Linked DNA regions of Homo sapiens: region 1 is linked to region 2. Evidence: chromatin loops called from intact Hi-C (ENCODE). Cell type or tissue: dorsolateral prefrontal cortex. All regions are shown on one strand. Links, peaks and the distances in the headings refer to the core of each region. The heading gives the core; the rest is flanking DNA. Region 1 has its middle 370 kb from the start of LINC02233. Region 2 has its middle 160 kb from the start of LINC02477.

Region 1 (5,402 bases), core at 312-5,311, 210 kb before region 2:
AATATAACTGGCAACTATTTGTGGTATACTTGTTAAGCATATTTGTGGTATTTTTTCACTAGAAAAACAGACTGTAATTAAAAAGCAGTGGTATTTGTACTTAAAAAAGAGTAGGTGACTCGAGAATATATAATTTTAATTAGCAAATATATTTATTTGTGTATATTACCGCCATATTATGTGCACGTTGTGAGCTTATAGATGAATGAATAGACATTTGAACACTTTGTATGTACTTGTAACATTGATAGATGTTCTCTAAATTGAGGTGCATTTGTAAAAATAATATTTTACAAAACTTTGTGAATATCTTTCCTTCATAAAACAGGATCTAGATACGGGTATTAATGTGAATTAATCATCTTCCTTTTAATGTCTTAGAAGTTCCCATTTTAATCTTGGATCCATCTTGGGTTGATGAAACCTAAAAGGAACTTAAAACTAGACTTAGAATACTCTCCCCTGAAAAAGTGCTCATTTCTAAGATGGAACCATGGTTGTACATTGAATTAAGGCCCCCATTCTCTACTCTTCCCTATATCCACTTCCTTTGCTCTATGAATTTTCAGTTTTTCTCACAAACAGTGGATTATTTCACTACACTTTGAATTAGAATTCTGCCATATGACATGCTTTGGTTAATAATCTGTCTGCTAGTGGAGGGGACATGAGTTGAGACTTTAAATGTTTCATTATGATTGGGACTTCCTTTATGCCTCTGCAATTACTTGGAGAAGAACATGCTTTAGCTAGACTACTGGTCTAAGGAGGAAGAGAAACATGTAGATCAGATGAAAGCTCTTAGATCTGCAATGTGTGGTGTGTGGTCACCACAGGTCGACATGTAACCACCCCAATATACCCATGAGAATAGTGTTGCACCGTTTTAAACCACTGGGTGCTGGGATGCTTTCTCATGTCATGTTACTGCAATGACAGCTGATGAATAAACTAAAGAATTACATAGTTTTAAAAAATTAGAGCTGGATCATTTTTCTGGACTAAGGTGAAAATTTCTAAGATGTGAAAGAACTACTATCATCTAGTATTCTGTTTCTATTTATGAGCCCAGCAGGAAATATTAAAATGGGTCAGTACATTTTATTATTTTTGCTCATGGGTGCCAATATCTACTCCCCTTTTTTTTAAGATGTGGATTTTTTCTATCTTGACACTTGAGACCTTAAAATTCTCTGTAACTTTTTACCTGTATGGGATGTCTTTTAAAATTACCTAGATAATTCTGAAATTTCTCAGTTTCATTAACTTTCCTTTTATTTAAGATATCTACCTGATTCCTTTAGCCTTATATACTATATTCTGACTACACTTAAACTTACCTATCTGATTTCTTTAGTCTTGTATACTATATCCTAGCTAAAGTTACCTATTATTGTCCTGCTATGTCACCAGATAGACCTTAGTACTATATATGGCACAACAATTTCTTACTTTCCTTAAAATTTAAAAATATCAAATTGGTATGTAGACATCTAGCAACATGATTTTTAAAGATATATACTTATCTTGATTTTATCCAGCTCTCATTATATGAACAATAGCTGATAATCTGTTACTTATAAGGCATCTATGATCCAAGTCTTAGTCTATAATCTGAGACATTTTATTGTTAAAGTGTTTATAAATCCTGAGGCTGGATGTAAGAAGCTAAAATTAAAAGTGCTAGAAAAAAACCTAATACTTTTTTTCTTAACATTTGAAGAAGTATAGATAAAAGAGCTCCAAGCAGAGACAAAAGAAGAACTAAAGTGATCAAAGTCAGAAGAGCAATGTTTGCCATCTGCCTTCCAGATTTATTATGGGTGCGCCTTATGACTAACTCGTGGGTTTATGTGGGATGTTATTGTGAAAATCACTATAAGATATATAACATGAGCGAATGGAAAAGCAGAAGGCTATTCAAACACATTTGAGCTATAGTCCTTTAGTAACAGCTGGCTCATTTTACAATTTTTTTATTTCAGACAGGGTAATATCCTGGTGGCAAAAATCCAAAACCAGTATAAATTTCTTTCACTTTATAAAAAGCTTTTCTTTAACAACTATAATATGAAACAATAGGTTTTGATTTTGTGATGCAATATTAAATTGCCTCAATCAGATATAAGTATGTTTGGATAATTCTAGTATATAACTTTTGTGTGCTTGCACATTTTTTATCATCAGAGATATTTTCTAAAATTATTAAATATTACATTTAAAATAGTTAACTGATTATGTGCTACAACTTTCAGAATACACAGAAATATAAATAATTTTAGGACCAGGCCAGTTATTAAACTATTCATTAGTTTAAACTCTAACTAGACACAATTATGATTCTTCTTCTTTGGGATTTTTTTAACCGAGGAATTAATGTTTAATATTGTAGTGAATGTTCATAGGAAAGTAAGATATATTTATATAATCTTTAAGTGCAAGCTTTGATTGAAATATTTTATCTATGTATACATATGCACAAATTCCAAAGGTAAAGCTTCATACATTTTCGCAGCGTGAATGCACCTGTTTAACCTATACCCAGATATAGCAGTCTAGAAGTTCCTCTTACACACATTTGTTTTTTTTTTTTGTTTTTTTTTTTGTTTTTTTTTTTGAGATAGAGTCTTGCTCTGTTGCCCAGGCTGGAGTGTAGTGGTGTGATCTTGGCTCACTGCAACCCCTCTGCCTCTGGATTAAAGTGATTCTCCTGCCTCAGCCTCCTGAGTAGCTGGGATTACAGGCGTGCACCACCATGCCTGGCTAATTTTTGTATTTTTAGTAGAGACGGCGTTTCACCATATTGGACAGGCTTTTTAATAACTCAGTACCTTCACTTTCATCAAGAATAACCACTAACAATTGTATATTAAAAAATTATTTCAAAATCAAATTTTCTGGAGTTTCTTTTTCTAGTAAGCAAAGCATCTCTTTATCATATGAAAATGGACTGAGAGCATATGTTAGAGTTTGAAAGTAGTTTACCATATGCCGACTGTAGTGTTAAGTCATAAATGTCCTCAAATCCTTTGACACTCCTCCCATCAAAAGGTGAAATCTATGTTTCCTTCCCTTGAATCTGGATGGACTTTTGACTGTTTAGGAAGAAATGCTGAATGCCTTCAGAGGCTAAATCAGATAGAGCTTCTACCCGATGGTTTTTGAAAGTTCACACTAAAACACAGCCTTCAACCTCTGATAGCCTAGCAGCCATATGAATAGGCCATATAGAGATGCTCCAGCCAATAGCACTAGATGGGGTTCCAGATGATAGTCAGCATCACTTCAAGATAAGTGAAGGGAGAGAACTTTGTGGCGAAGCCAGCCCAGCGTCCACCTGACTATAAAACTTGTGAGATCCTGGGTGAGAATCACCTAGTTGAACCCACTCGACCCTTAGGAATATGAAAGGTTATAATAAAATGTATGTTACTACTTTTTTTGGGTGATCTGTTACTAAGCAATAGTAACTAAACCAATTTTTGTATTTGAAAGTGCTGTAACAAAAATGCACAACTCGTGTCATTGGCTTTGGAACAAGACAAGAATGAAAGGTATCCAGGAGTGTTTCGGGGAAAGTTTAGGGTTGTGAGGAGAGGGTAAGCAGAAGTCTAAAGGGCATCAGGAGTATATGGGGGCTTGAAGGAAGATAACAAAATATTCTGTAAAACTAGAAGAGGACCCTCATTTGGCAAAGAATTTGGTGACGCTGACATGTGTGGTAACATGAAAATAGGAAATGTAACTAAAGGACTTGAGAGCACAACTACGCTGATTTTCAGGCAGACTATTAAAGGTACCACTTGACTTTCTAGCTGACTATACTCAAATGTGAGAAGAGAGAGGAAAGTTAAAAAAAGGAACTCTGCAGTTTTCAAAAAATATTGAAAAGATTTGTATAAGAGATACAGTTTGCTCAATTAAAAACATTAAAGTGTTTCTCGTTGCTTTTTGGATGGTACATATGTTTCAAGTTAAAAAAATCATAATAAAACGCGTTCCATGCCACATCCAGAGCAGGACTGTTAGGTGCTTTGTGAGGACCTCAGAGAAATATAAGGTGGCACCTCATAGAAACTTTTAGAAAGATAAAAGGCCTTCTAAGGCTCTTAAGGGCATGTCTTGCAAATCCTCTTCATTAACATCAGAACCTCTAAGAATCTCGAGGACGTTGTCCTGCACGTTTTACTGGAGCCCCAGTGAAGAAGGGCATGTGTGGTATCAATTGATAGTTTTTTATTTTGCATAAAGAAGTGAACTCCAGTAAGATTGATAGAAAACACACAAAGTTTTTAAGATATTGTTTCTTTTGGAAACACTGCCAACATGGACTTAAAAGAAAATAGAGTGTACAGGTTTAAAATAAATTTTTGCACTTCCAACATTTCTGGACACTGAGTAAGCTGCGAAGAGTACCCAGCTGCAAGCTTGGTTTCCTTATGAAGAAAAGATAGTTGTTTCAAAGTGTTGGATCAACAGCTCAGAAATGAAGCCAAGAGCCATGAAGGATCATTCCCAGGGAACAGTACTAGGGCCCTATAAAAAAAATCTAGCAGAGGCCGGGCGGGGTGGCTCACGCCTGTAATCCCAGCACTTTGGGAGGCCGAGGCGGGTGGATCACGAGGTCAGGAGATCGAGACCATTCTGGCTAACACAGTGAAACCCCATCTCTACTAAAAATACAAAAAAAAAAAAAAATCTACCAATATGTGCCCAGCTAGGTCTCTGAATTGCTGCACGCCAGTAACTGCTGCACTCATTCTGGTTCCCACTTTTTGAATAGCAGTGTCTATTACTATAATGACACTATTGTATATGAAGTTTGCATAGGGCAGATAACTTGTCTTTTTTAGTTCATAGGCTGTTAAGTTGAGAGGAATATTGTCAGGGGAGTTGTTCTCAGCAAACCCAAACCATCAGCCTCATTTCATCTTGGATTTGATTTAAATGACAAGATCGTGGACCTCAAACTGTGTCTGGTGACAATGATAGGATGAGACTTTAGATGAGTCCTAGGTCTTAATTCCGTCTGTCACTATTTAATTGGCTAAAAGCTGCAGCTTTCTCAGGAGGTCAAAATCCTTGTTTGGAAGTAAAGATTATTAGGCATATGAATTGATTTTGCATTATGTAAGATGACAAGTAAATGTTACCTCATCTGGATTCCTGATTTTTTTAATATAGGAGGAATGTGAATAATTTGTTGATTTATTACATGTCCCTCAAATACATGTATTTGATGTTCCTCCCTTGAAGAGGTGGGGATTTTTGTTCTTTCCTCTTGAATCTTGGTGGGTTTGTGACTATGGAAGGAAAGATATTATATAATTTCTTTCTGGCTCTCTCGAAGCACATTGACCTTGCTATAAAGAAGCCAGGCAGCCACTTGAAGTAGCTGCAAG
Region 2 (5,402 bases), core at 332-5,331:
GAGTAGTAATGTGAAAAGGAAGAGAAGCGCAACTATTATTTCCAGTTGTCAGGTTTTGCAGCAATATGTTTGTGTGAGTTCTAGAAGGTGATGGTAGTGAAGAATAGTATAAGGAGGAAAAGGGGAGATATTAGGAAAATAAGTGGGTGCATCAAGAAGAATAGAAAAGGAATCATTGATCTGCAGGTGTTGCAATTTTGTTGTTAGCATGAGCATAATGTTAACAGCTGCTAGAGATGGAGCCTGATGATATGCTAGCAACTCTGCTGCTTATAAGATTATTTGATCCTCACAATAACTATTGTAGGAATGTATTGCTATTTTCTTTTAGAGATGAGAATAGTGGATCAAAAGGCATATATTAATTGATCAGCATCACATGGTCACTGAGTACCTGGAGTATGATTCAAGCCAATACACATTATTTTGAAATATAATGTGTTCATTCATCCTCTTGTATTGTACCTATTCTGCTTTCCATGTTAAACGCTTAGCAGATAAATCCACATTGCAATTGTGAAAATATGAGTGTGATGCTGGGATTCTTATCAGATAATTAACTATGTAAGGTTAAAAGTTTCCAACTGGACAATTTTACCCCAATTGGAACCTATTTGGGTCCCTGAAGAATAACTGACAATTTAGTCATAAATAATTTGACCTCTGGGTGAGGCTGTATAATATTAGCCGGTGAAACTTTAGAAAATATTTACCAAACATTAGGGCTTTTTTTCAGCTCAGCTGCTGCTAAGCTATTATCCTGACAATAATTAGTGAAAGGTTCAATAGCTTAAGGCTGCTTCATAATGAAACCATGTCATCTGCACAGAGAGGGATGATTATCTCCTAATTTGTGGAGTTAAAAAGGACTGCATCCAAATTATCTAAATCAGTAGCTAAGTTATCCAACTTATTTTCTGCCTCACACGGATCATATTTACAACATAGTCTCATGGGTGACATCACTCATTACATAAAATAATTCTAAAATGATAGAGAAGTAGAAGGTCATATCTCCCTAAGGTAATAGTTCTCAGTTCAAGCTGTTCATCATAGTTGCTTGCAAACTTAATAAAAATACAGTTTCAGATTTATGTCCTTACAATTTCGATTCTGCACAGCTGAGAAGGACCTGGGCATGTCTATGTTTGCAAAACAACTTGATTTTGAGGCATAGGCAAGATGGAAAACTATTATTAAAGGGGGATATAGAATCTTCTGTGTGTTAGATTTAAAGAGGCTGTTGAACTAAACCAACAAATGTTCAACAACAACAAAACTCCAAAGAGAATCCTGATATACTACCTGAACTGTGTTTCTAGAACAGAATCAATCAAAATACTGGTTGATGAGCACATTTATAGACTGAATTCAAGATTTGTGCACGGGTGTGCACATTTTTACCTGCATCTTTTTGAAATAGCAGAAAAATATAAAATGTAAATAATTTCACAAAAGTCTTGAAATACAAACTTGAAATCCTGCTAAGCAAAAGAGAAGACCTTTGAGTGAATATCCCCAAAAGAAATCTGGCGAGTGGTGGAAAGGACTACAATCTCAGAAATTGGGAGCAGAAGATGGTGATTCAGAAAAGAATTTAGTGAGTGATATGTATGGAACAGTTGTACCAGGCCCTCTCAGAAAGAGGCTGATTGCAGCTTATGTTCCCTCACTAAAGCCAAGACTATTTTTAAACTGTGAAAGCCCATAACTATTCTAATGAAGTGGAACATCTGTAATGGTTGTGGTTCGCCACGCAAGTGTTTGAGAGGCAATGCCTGGAAAGTGCCCAGATATCTTCCGGTTGATACAAAGAACAAAGGAGCTCAAATAGCCAAAATGCAAGCTGCTCACATTCACAGCTTCTCAGGCCAAAAATCTGGATATCCGATTTGATCATGTTTTTTACCCCCCTACTCAATTTATCTGAAAGTTTTGTTAGCTCCGAATGCAAACTTTACATCACATTTATATACTTCTTTCAAATTCCACAGCTACCATTCCATTCTTTACCAGCATCATCTTCACTTGCCTTACTGCAGTACCTTCCTAGCTGGCCTCGCCATTTTCACTCTTCTTTCATCCCAATCTAATCTCCACACAGCTCCTATAATGACATTTTCAAAACATAAATCAGGTCATACTCTTCATTAGCTTAAAGCCCTGCCATAGTTCCTGAATCTTAAAATAAAACCAAATTTCTTGCAGTGGGCTGAGACATTGCCTTTCATTTCTTCCCATTTCTCTTAGCTCCTGTCCTCCCTCTTGGGGAAACATTGTTGATTTTTGTCCTTTTCTGTTGTTCCTAGGTATATGACTCAGGATAGGACATGTCCTCTTTTACTATAAATGTGAATAAATGTATATTGGTATTAAAATATATACACCTGTAAGTAAATATAATAATGTACATAATACTGTTGATGTACTATTACTTGAGAGAAAAGGGTTATCTTTTTAAAAAATTATGGATAAGTATTGCAAGGTCTTAGACCACAGTAAGTTATTATGGAATGAAACACTTTATATTTTTTTCCTTTTATTTTTCTAGTCTCCATGTTTTATTGATTATGGTCCCTAGAGGAAGAGCAATATTGAAAGCAAAAAAGGTTTTCTCAACTTGTTCTAAAATATCTATCACTGAAATAAAGGTTAGCAAAGAAAAAAGAAAACAAAATGTAATGCCTTAATTAGAAATGTAAAAGTACTAACTCAAGAAAAGTCACACACATTTCCAATGAGTAATAATTATCTGGTATTATACATTATCTCAGACAAATATATTTTTCTCATATTGAAATAAATATTTATGGAGAAATCCATATCTGCTGTGAACTATGTTTTGACAAAACGATATAATTATTTGTATTCAGGTCTTCCAAAATTTAAAATTCAGGTGATAGGTACTCAATAGATGGACATTATAGTTCTAGACATACCTGAACAACTGCCATATGCAACAGCAAAAGTAAATATATATATATATATATATATATATATATACACACACATATATATGTGTGTGTATATATATATATATATACACATATATATATATATATATATATATACACATATATATATATATACATACACACATACTTTCTAAGGCATACCAAGGGCATCCTAGAAATTGTGTTCAAGACTGAAGGAAATAAATGATTATTTTATATACTAAGTAGACAAGAAGTTGACACATACAAAGTAAAATAAATTGTGTAATATAACTTTCTTTACCAAATTTACTTTAGTTGAAATCTGACTAAAGAATGGCATAAAACATTAAATAAAGGGAGGCTTCCTTAAAAATAGCCAATTAGCTATATGAAAATGAAGTTAAAGACTGAAAAAGGGCCGGGCGCGGTAGCTCACGCCTGTAATCCCAGCACTTCTGGAGGCCGAAGTGGGTGGATCACGAGGTCAGGAGTTGAAGATCAGCCTGGCCAACATAGTGAAACCCTGCCTCTACTAAAAATACAAAAAAATTAGCTGGGTGAGGTGGTGGGCACCTGTAATCCCAGCTACTCGGGAGGCTGAGGCAGAGAATTGCTTGAACCCACCGAGGCGGAGGTTGCAGTGAGCTGAGATCGTGCCACTGCACTCCAGCCTGGGCGACAGAGCAAGACTCCATTTAAAAAAAAAAAGACTGAAAAAGGTCAAGTAGTCAACCTAATTTTATTGTTTTTCTTCAAGTTATTATATTGAAAACAGATATCTCAAATATTTGGAACAGTATTTGAAAATTATCTTTATTGCCAGAAAAGTGTCACATTTGCTTGTGGGACTTGTCCATTTTATTACTCTGTAGTAACTAAATTGTTAACACCCCTGAAATTCAATGTATCTGACTAGTCAGACTTCAACATTAGAATAGAAAATCATTTTTTCCCTTTGGATGTGGCAATTATAGAATACTTAGTTGGTATATCAGCTAAGAAGAAAGGCTAATTAACAAATCAAGCATAAATCAATACTTATATTCTATTTATTGAATGTAGTTTGGTTATGAAAATAGTCATGCTGAAGAACAATGGTAGATGATATTTCCAGCCAAGGTGTAGCTGATTTGGGAAGCTTTCATGAATGGGTCAAAATTACTACCTTGTGAAGAAACAGGCAGGTTAAAAGGTGTGTTGTGGGGGGAAACATATATATATTTTACATATATATAATATATTATATATAATATATATTATATAATATATATAATATATTATATATATTATATATATTATATATTTTATATATTTTATATAATATATATAATATATATTATATATAATATATATAATATATTATATATATTATATATAATATATATTATATAATATATTTAATATATTTATAGTATATATAATATATTATATAATATATTATATATATTATATAATATATATTATATATATTATATATATTATTATATATTTAATAATATAAATATCTATGATACATAATATAACATATATTTATAATATATAATATATATTACATATTATACATAATATATAATATATATTACATATTATACATAATATATAATATATATTATAGATTATATATTATATGTTATACATAATATATAATATATTATATATTATATATTATACATAATGTATAATATATAATATATTATATATTATGTATAATATATAATATAATAATAAATAGAGGTTTGATGCATTTAGTTCAGTCTGGACAGCTATTTTCAGTGAGAGTTGAGTTCATTACAGGCTATTCTGTCATAGTCAAAACCTGTAGTTTCTATTTGGTATGTGTGTAGTATATACACACATACACACACACACACACACACACACATATATATATACACACACACACACATATGCATCCCTAATATTAAATATATATACTACACACATACCAAATAGAAACTACAGGTTTTGACTATGACAGAATAGCCTGTAATGAACTCAACTCTCACTGAAAATAGCTGTCCAGACTGAACTAAATGCATCAAACCTCTATTTGAAGGCACTGGATAGGATAGGTCAATGCAGCCAGGATTGGAAAGAATAAAATTCCCGGGAAAAGGGAGGCACTAGGAGGACAGCCACATATTCACCATACTTTGTTTTTCCCTAAGGACATTTGCCAGTTCACAGAGGTATAGGGAATAGAATCCTAAGATTCGGAAAGGAGTAATACTAGGTTAAAGATTCAGGAGTTGGTCTTTAGAGGGCAAAAGCTCAGGAGATTTGAGAAGCAAAATCTCAGGGATGAAGAAACACCATAGAAGTGAGCTCAGTGTATTACCCTGGAAGCTCCATAGGGGAGAAAGAATCATAAACGGAAGGATCTATTTTCTTGAGAGTAATTTTGAGGCTCTGTATCAAGAAGGAGAGCTAGCACCTGACATAATTCAGTGAGATGAGGTGTTTGAT

What was found. Peaks named below come from ENCODE experiments on the same cell type or tissue, not always from the same donor. Only the 100,000 strongest peaks of a DNase experiment are listed, where the experiment ranks them.
Region 1: it touches region 2 in a loop (4-fold over the local background); 1 of 110 quality-filtered maps calls a loop at or near these places.

What each region holds. Positions count from the first base shown.
Region 1 is chr4:160,141,923-160,147,324 of GRCh38, forward strand. No RefSeq gene overlaps it. Among named protein-coding and RNA genes, the nearest start is that of LINC02233, 370 kb to the left of the region's middle. In dorsolateral prefrontal cortex, for the core only: no CTCF peak of the experiment used is centred there; no DNase peak of the experiment used is centred there; H3K27ac peaks cover 495 bases.
Region 2 is chr4:160,352,026-160,357,427 of GRCh38, forward strand. No RefSeq gene overlaps it. Among named protein-coding and RNA genes, the nearest start is that of LINC02477, 160 kb to the right of the region's middle. In dorsolateral prefrontal cortex, for the core only: no CTCF peak of the experiment used is centred there; no DNase peak of the experiment used is centred there; H3K27ac peaks cover 945 bases.